Linked DNA regions of Homo sapiens: region 2 is linked to region 1. A link is a contact called in ENCODE Hi-C or POLR2A ChIA-PET data. All regions are on one chromosome and are shown on one strand. The core of a region is the stretch at or near the end of the contact, and the rest is flanking DNA. Distances in the headings are between cores, read along the strand shown. Region 1 overlaps TLN2 (talin 2). Region 2 has its middle 66 kb from the start of MIR190A.

Region 1 (3,390 bases), core at 835-3,334:
ATTCATGTTTCAGGCATTGCTGTCATTCATTGACTTATGAAGCATGAAAAATTTGAGTTGATCAATGTGCACATTCCTAGCTGAGATCACACAAGAAAACACTCTACCCTCTTGTTTTAGCTCTCATACTGTACACAAGTGTCCTTTTTGTGGTCTATTTAATGTCATGTTTTTGCATTTTTATACTTTTGGGTGATTTTGCTGTTTAAAATGAGCCCCTGGTGTAGTGCTGAAGAGCTGTCTGGTGTTCCTAAGCTCAAGAAGGCTGTGATGTGCCTTAGGGAGAAAATATGTATGTTAGATAAGCTGCATTCATACATGAGTCACAGTGCTGTTGCCTGGGTTAAATGTTAGTGAATTGACAATATATTAAAGAAGGCTCTTTAAATAGAAACACACATAAAGCAATATTATGTATTGATTGGCTAACAAAAATTTTGTGATCAGAGGCTTGTAGGAACATAACCTTGTATTTCCCCTAGGAGCAGAGGTTCAGTATTTGCTAATTCAGTATTCACAGAGACTTCATAGAATATAACTACTGCAAATAATGAGAATTGACTATGTGTTTATTTTTCTAGCCTGTATGTCAGAAGCCTGCATTTTAAGGATCTCACGTGATATGTGATTAAACAAGATTGCTTTTCTTTCTAAAAAATAATATATCCACATTATAAAAACTTTTAAAATAAATAATTGCTGAGTCAAAGGATGTCAGTGTCTTTAAAGCTCCTACATACATCATGAAAAAGGTTGAACTGATTTACAGTGCCAGCTTCAGTATATCTTTGCTGGCTGGCATTATTTTGCATTTTTCATATTATTTAAGAATAATGGCGGCTGGGCACAGTGGCTCACTCCTGTAATCCCAGCACTTTGGGAGGCCGAGGCAGATGGATCATCTGTCAGGAGTTCGAGACCAGCCTGGCCAACCTGGTGAAACACCATCTCTACTAAAAATTAGCTAGGCGTGATGGTGGGTGCCTGTAATCCCTGCTACTCAGGAGGCTGAGGCAGGAGAATCACTTGAACCCAGGAGGCGGAGGTTGCGGCGAGCCGAGATCACGCCATTGCACTCCAGTGTGGGCGACAGAGCGAGACTCCGTCTCAAAAAAAAGAAAAAAAAAATGGCAAAATTGATTCATGTTAGAGAAAATTCAAATTACACAGATATATTTAAAATACAACTTAAAATCCTTTCCCCTTTTTTACTTTTTCCCACCTTTTCCTCATGAGTGTTAAGAATTTGGTACATGTAATTTTCAGGCCTTTTCAGAAAATGCACATAAAAATAAATGAATTTTTTAAATAAATGCATCTATATTAAATACCCCTAATTTAATATAGAAGGGACTGAATTTTTGCCTATTATGTGCCCTTAGCATTATGCTTTGTTATTGCATATAATTTAGGTGGAAAAATGCTTCCTTATTATTTATAAAATACTTATTAAAATGCTTAAGTTGTCAAGAGAAATTATATAGTGATGCTTCTGTTTAATAGCTGTGGTTTACTTTTTATGCTGTGCAATTAGCTTGGGATGCATATCTTTTAATCTAATCTTTTTTTTTTTTTTTGCCAGTAGCTAGAGCTACAGAACATAACACAGATTCAGTCTTGCAGTTTTATTATTTTCTTTCACTAGACTTGACAGAGGATTTCAAGGACTCAATTTTCAGGTAGATAAGTAGTTAATGACTAGATGCAGTTGGGTAAACATTATCTAGGATCAACCAAGATGCTTAATCTAAATTATTACAACAGTTGTTTCTGGAATGAGTACAATGTGAGGAAAACACTTTAGTGTTAAAGTGATTCTCTAACCCCTGCCCCCCTCACTGTGGCAGGAGAAAAGAGGATATTAAAGCTTGGTTGATGCTCATTCATGTATTTCAGGGAATATAGGGACTATTTAATAGTATGAATAGAATTTCCGTAGATAAAGATTTCCTTGATCTAGTATGAGGAAGTGAGACCTTGTACCAGCTGTTGATACCAGATATAGAATTTTGGTTGAGTTTTAAGCCCTATTTATACCAGAAAGCTGTAGTTTTAACTTAAGATGACTTAGACAATGAAAACGCTACTGGGAAAGAGATACTAAAATGTTCACAGTTTTGACTGACAGAAAAACTCAGGAGAATTGTAGAACTTTGAAATAAGTCAGATAAATCCTTTCTAGGATGATGGGACAGAGAAATTGTAAAGGTTTAGGATTACCTGTTTACTGCTTAGAAAAAAATAAAAAATACACTTTTACCAAGGCCAGTAAGAACTATTTTCTGGAACAAACGGAAAAAGCTGGATAATGCTACTGACTGAGTTAAGGGGATAAGCCACCCAGTACCCAGGCCTCAGTTTCACCTAACAAGGAGACAGGCCTCGAGCATTGTTAAGAGCCATAGGATTCTATTTTCCAGTGAGAGAGTACCACTTACGTGATAACTTTGCACCTCTGTCCCAAATTCAGCACTCTAGCAAGATGCCAGGAGTTCTCCTTGCAGGTGTGGAGAAAACTTAAGGGTCTGGCAGAGATGTAGATTTAGAAAATTCGTGTACACTTGCTTTGCTGTGAAAAATTCACAGAATTTTTGAAGTTTATAAATTCTATTTAGAAAGAAAAAAAAAAACACCCTTCTCACTGGTTAGGAATTAGGAGATTTCTTCCCTGTGATATTCTTAGTTTACTCTTGGGGTGATTTTTGTTTGTTTACTAGTGCAGGTATTCAGATAGTCATCTAAATCCTACAGGCACACCCTTTGAAGTGCGAAGCTTTTCCTGCAGAACATCTATGGGAGAGGCCCTTAGTAGAATGTTTCAAGGAAAAATATTTCAGATAGTTGTCCATGTTCCTTTCTTAATTTTATTCCTAAAAAATAGCAAGCAAACTTTTTTTTACGTTACTAATTTTTCATTTGTGAATATTTATGAAAAGACTCAGTTGAAGTGTTCCTTTATATTAACCTTTTTTTGTCTGAAGATTTTTATTTATAGCATGAATGAATTCTTGCTTGCTCTGAAAGATTTAAACATTGTAGAAAGCTTCAGAGTAAAAGTAATAGATTAGATTGTGTCCCTCCTCAGAAGATCCTTTGTAAATAATGTCACTTTCTTGCTGTCTTTGAACTTTGTTTATGAAATATAGGTTTTAACTGTGGCGTTTGCCACACCTGTGAACTTTTCTTTATGTCTTCTGAGTTTTGTAAATATACTTGATATTCTTTGTCTCTTTTTCTGGTAGTTTTAAAAATATTTATCTGTCTAGTCTACCTAGGATTTGTTCTTGTGTATGATAGCAGTAGAGCTGCAACTTAATTTGTATGTGGATTTTTACTTTTCCCGGTATAATGTGTCAAACAGTTTGCTCTTTTTGTGCCAGTTTTAAATAT
Region 2 (3,280 bases), core at 667-3,166, 340 kb after region 1:
GGGACCACAGGCGCCCACCACCACGCCCAGCTAATTTTTTGTATTTTTAGTAGAGATGGGGTTTCACCATGTTAGCCAGGATGGTCTCGATCTCACGATCTCATGATCCACCCGCCTTGGCCTCCCAAAGTGCTGGGATTACAGGCGTGAGCCACCACACCCGGCCTCATTGACGTTGTATAAAAACCTTTCGCTAAACATTGAGAAACTTCCTAAGGAGTGAGAGACTGAACGACTGTGAATTGTGCAGGATTTCTGCTTTTTGCTGGCCTAAGAACATAAGGGATGAATAGACCAGGAGTGCCAGCAGAAGTTAGTCTATGTCCTGTGGGTGATGTCCTGCTCCCTGTTCCAGCTATGTGTTCTAGGGTATCATCACTGCTTCCTGGGTGAGTGCATGAGGGCATGATTCAGTCTGAGTAATGGGCTAGTTCTTCCTGGCCTTGCCACCAGCCCTGTAGCCTGGGAGAGCACCAATCAAAAGATGGTTGTGGCACATATCATCCAGTTCATATGGGGAAACTGAGGCAAGTGGAGAGGACTGTTCTGGTAGTGGCAGAGCTGGAACGAGAATCCAGGGCTCCTGCCTCTTTGTCTGCTCTTCTCCCCAGCACTGTTCAATCAATCAGCCCTTGGCATGTGCTCAGTGCTGTCTATTCTATTAGGTTGGTGCAAACACAATTACAGTTTTCACTGTTATTTTAAATGGCAAAAACCGCAATTACCCACCTAATAGGTTCTGAAATGGATGTAAAAAGTCTTGAAAATTAAGCACACAAAAATTAAATACACAAAATGAGCATAGAGCATGGTCCCACCTTCCAGGAACTTACAGTTTTGGTGGAGAGTGAAACTAAATTCTTGAAACAATGATCCATGAAAGATTGCAAGTCTAGGTCATTACATGCTATGTTGTGTGCAGGACAGACTCTAAGCACTGAGAATTCTAAGAGGTCATTTGACAATTGTGCACAACTCTATCTTGAGTGCGCCTGTGACAGTGAAGAATTTCTGCACACCAGGAAGACCTGGAGGTCGCAGTGCAGCGGCAAAGGGCACACAGCCTTTGGAGTTAGACCTCCAGGCTCTGCCGCTTCCTGCTCTGTGACCGTGGGCAGGTCCTTGAGCCTCCCTCAGACTTGATCTTCTCTTCTGTAAAATGAGATGAGAAGACAATAGAGATACTTCCTTCGTAAGGTTGTTGTGAGAATTACATTCATGTAACATTTGTCAACTACTATAAGTTGAATTGCAACAAATAGTAGTAATTATCATTAATAAAAATAAAGCTATATGAAGATAAAATGGGTTGTCTTCAGGAGATTGAGCCCCCAGTCACCAATGGTATTTCAACTCTGCCTAGAAATTATAGAAGAAATTCAATTTTAGAAAGGAGTAGCTCCTAGAACCAGATGATATTTAAGGTCTTTCCCAACACTGATCACAAGATGAATTTTGTGGACATTAGCTGGCCCTTGAGAATGCTACATGTTGGCCAAGTGGGAAGCGGGGAAGGGTGTTTCCTAGAAGATGGGAACTGTGTGAGCAGAGGCTTGGAGGAGGTACAGAGCTTGAAGCTATTGTACTCTTATATCCCAGAACTTCATCCCACTTGTGTTTTCTGAACATGTTGTGGAGGGACTCTTTACAGCTTGTAGAGGTCCAGTCAGGGGGATTGCAGTAACTCTGAGGTCTTCCACTTGTGTGTTTCAGAATTTCATGAACCATTGAGGGCAGGGGAGTTTGTGAATTCAGCATTAATACAAAGGAGTTCTAACCACGTTAGTTCACTCCTGCTTATCAGGGTTGTTTTCTAATGGGCCTGATTTCCTTATGATCAGCTTCTGAACTCAACTGAAACAAACTTCCTCTACCCAAAACAAACCAATGAGGTCATTTTACCACCTTGCCAAGTCTCTGTACAAATCTCCACGTGGGGCAGCATAATTGGAGATGGAGCTGGTAAAGGAAAAACAATTCATCAGGAAGAGCTTGTTTTGATATTCAGATGAGTTTATAAGGTAATTTTTTTTTTTTTAAGACGGAGTCTCACTCTATCACCACGCTGGAGTGCAGTGGTGCAATCTCAGCTCACTGCAACCTCCACCTCCCGGGTTCAAGAGATTCTCCTGCCTCAGCCTCCCGAGTAGCTGGGACTATAGGCTTGCGCCACCATGCCCAGCTAATTTTTGTATTTTTAGTAGAGATGGGGTTTCACCACGTTGGCCAATATGGTGTGGATCTCTTGACCTCGTGATCTGCCCGCCTCAGCCTCCCAAAGGGCTGGGGATTACAAGCATGAGCCACTGCGCCTGGCCTATAAGGTAATTTTTAAAGTGGAAATCATAAAAGAAAACCATGGTTACGTTCATGTACCCTAAGATCTAGCTATGTACAACTTTTATTAGCAAAATTAACAAGGGAGGGTAATGTTTCTGTATTACCCTGAAATGGAGACCTCTGCATTTCTGCCCAGGCACCCAAGAGAATGTGCTCTGGGTGCTTTCTGCTCAGAGAGGCTGAAAGTGATGATTACCTAATGTGCAAAGTAGCACTTAAAAAAAAAAAAAACCTAATTGGCAACAACTTTGGATATCTTATATGCCCTCATTTCAGTTACAATTGGCTTTATGTACAGTTCAGAGGGTCTGCAGCTGGAAGGCATGGGGGGGTGGTAGACTGCTTCTGCAGGCCCAGGTGAAGCCTGTGCAGATGGCGACTGTCTCACCGCTGCAAGAACCACCCCCTCGCTGCCTGCCTCGATGCCTGGGGACCTCCTGAATGAGGAGAGAAAGCACACGTTCTCTGTGGCATCATACACCTTTCAGACTTGTGGTTTTAATAGTTCTCTGCTATGCTGAGCTTCGTCTTTTGAAGCCACTGCCGGAGAAAATCAGCTCGGCTGCTTCTCTAGAAGGGAAGCCAGACAGAAGGTCATTACTTTCCTCACTGCCCACCACAGCCCTGTTCTCCACAGAAATGTGTCCTTCTACAACAGACAGACCCAAACTTGGCTTTCAGCAATGCTCTCAGTCTGCCTTACTCATCACTGCATCCCAAGTACCAAGCACAGTACTAAGTCCATAGTAGACATTCAAGACATACATGGGTGTGGATGGATGTTCTGTGCTGGGTGTATGTTAGTTGCACAGTGGTCAAGAAGGTGCAGTGAGTATGGCAGGTATCCGGCAGCAAGGAGGGTTGGTATGGGTTATGATTATTTATCCCACAGGGAAGCATGTTTGCTCAAAGACAAGGTATAGGAGGAGGAGGTGAGGGC

The links. Hi-C counts contacts between places; a loop is a spot of excess contacts on that map. ChIA-PET counts read pairs that join two places held with the same protein, here RNA polymerase II (POLR2A).
Region 2: a loop to region 1 is called in a map with no recorded cell type, with 9 times the contacts of the local background. The contact joins two enhancer-like sites. A Hi-C loop is called at or near these places in 1 of 37 single-sample maps with no recorded cell type. POLR2A ChIA-PET finds 5 or more read pairs at or near these places in 1 of 52 experiments (H1).

The regions. Positions count from the first base shown.
Region 1 is chr15:62,552,376-62,555,765 of GRCh38, forward strand. The region is part of intron 1 of TLN2 (talin 2); the gene reads left to right. Among named protein-coding and RNA genes, the nearest start is that of MGC15885, 91 kb to the right of the region's middle. Within about 2 kb of position 2,085, at least 2 of the 41 ENCODE cell types and tissues checked have a DNase peak (open chromatin) inside an H3K27ac peak, as active enhancers do.
Region 2 is chr15:62,888,440-62,891,719 of GRCh38, forward strand. No RefSeq gene overlaps it. Among named protein-coding and RNA genes, the nearest start is that of MIR190A, 66 kb to the left of the region's middle. Within about 2 kb of position 1,917, at least 6 of the 41 ENCODE cell types and tissues checked have a DNase peak (open chromatin) inside an H3K27ac peak, as active enhancers do.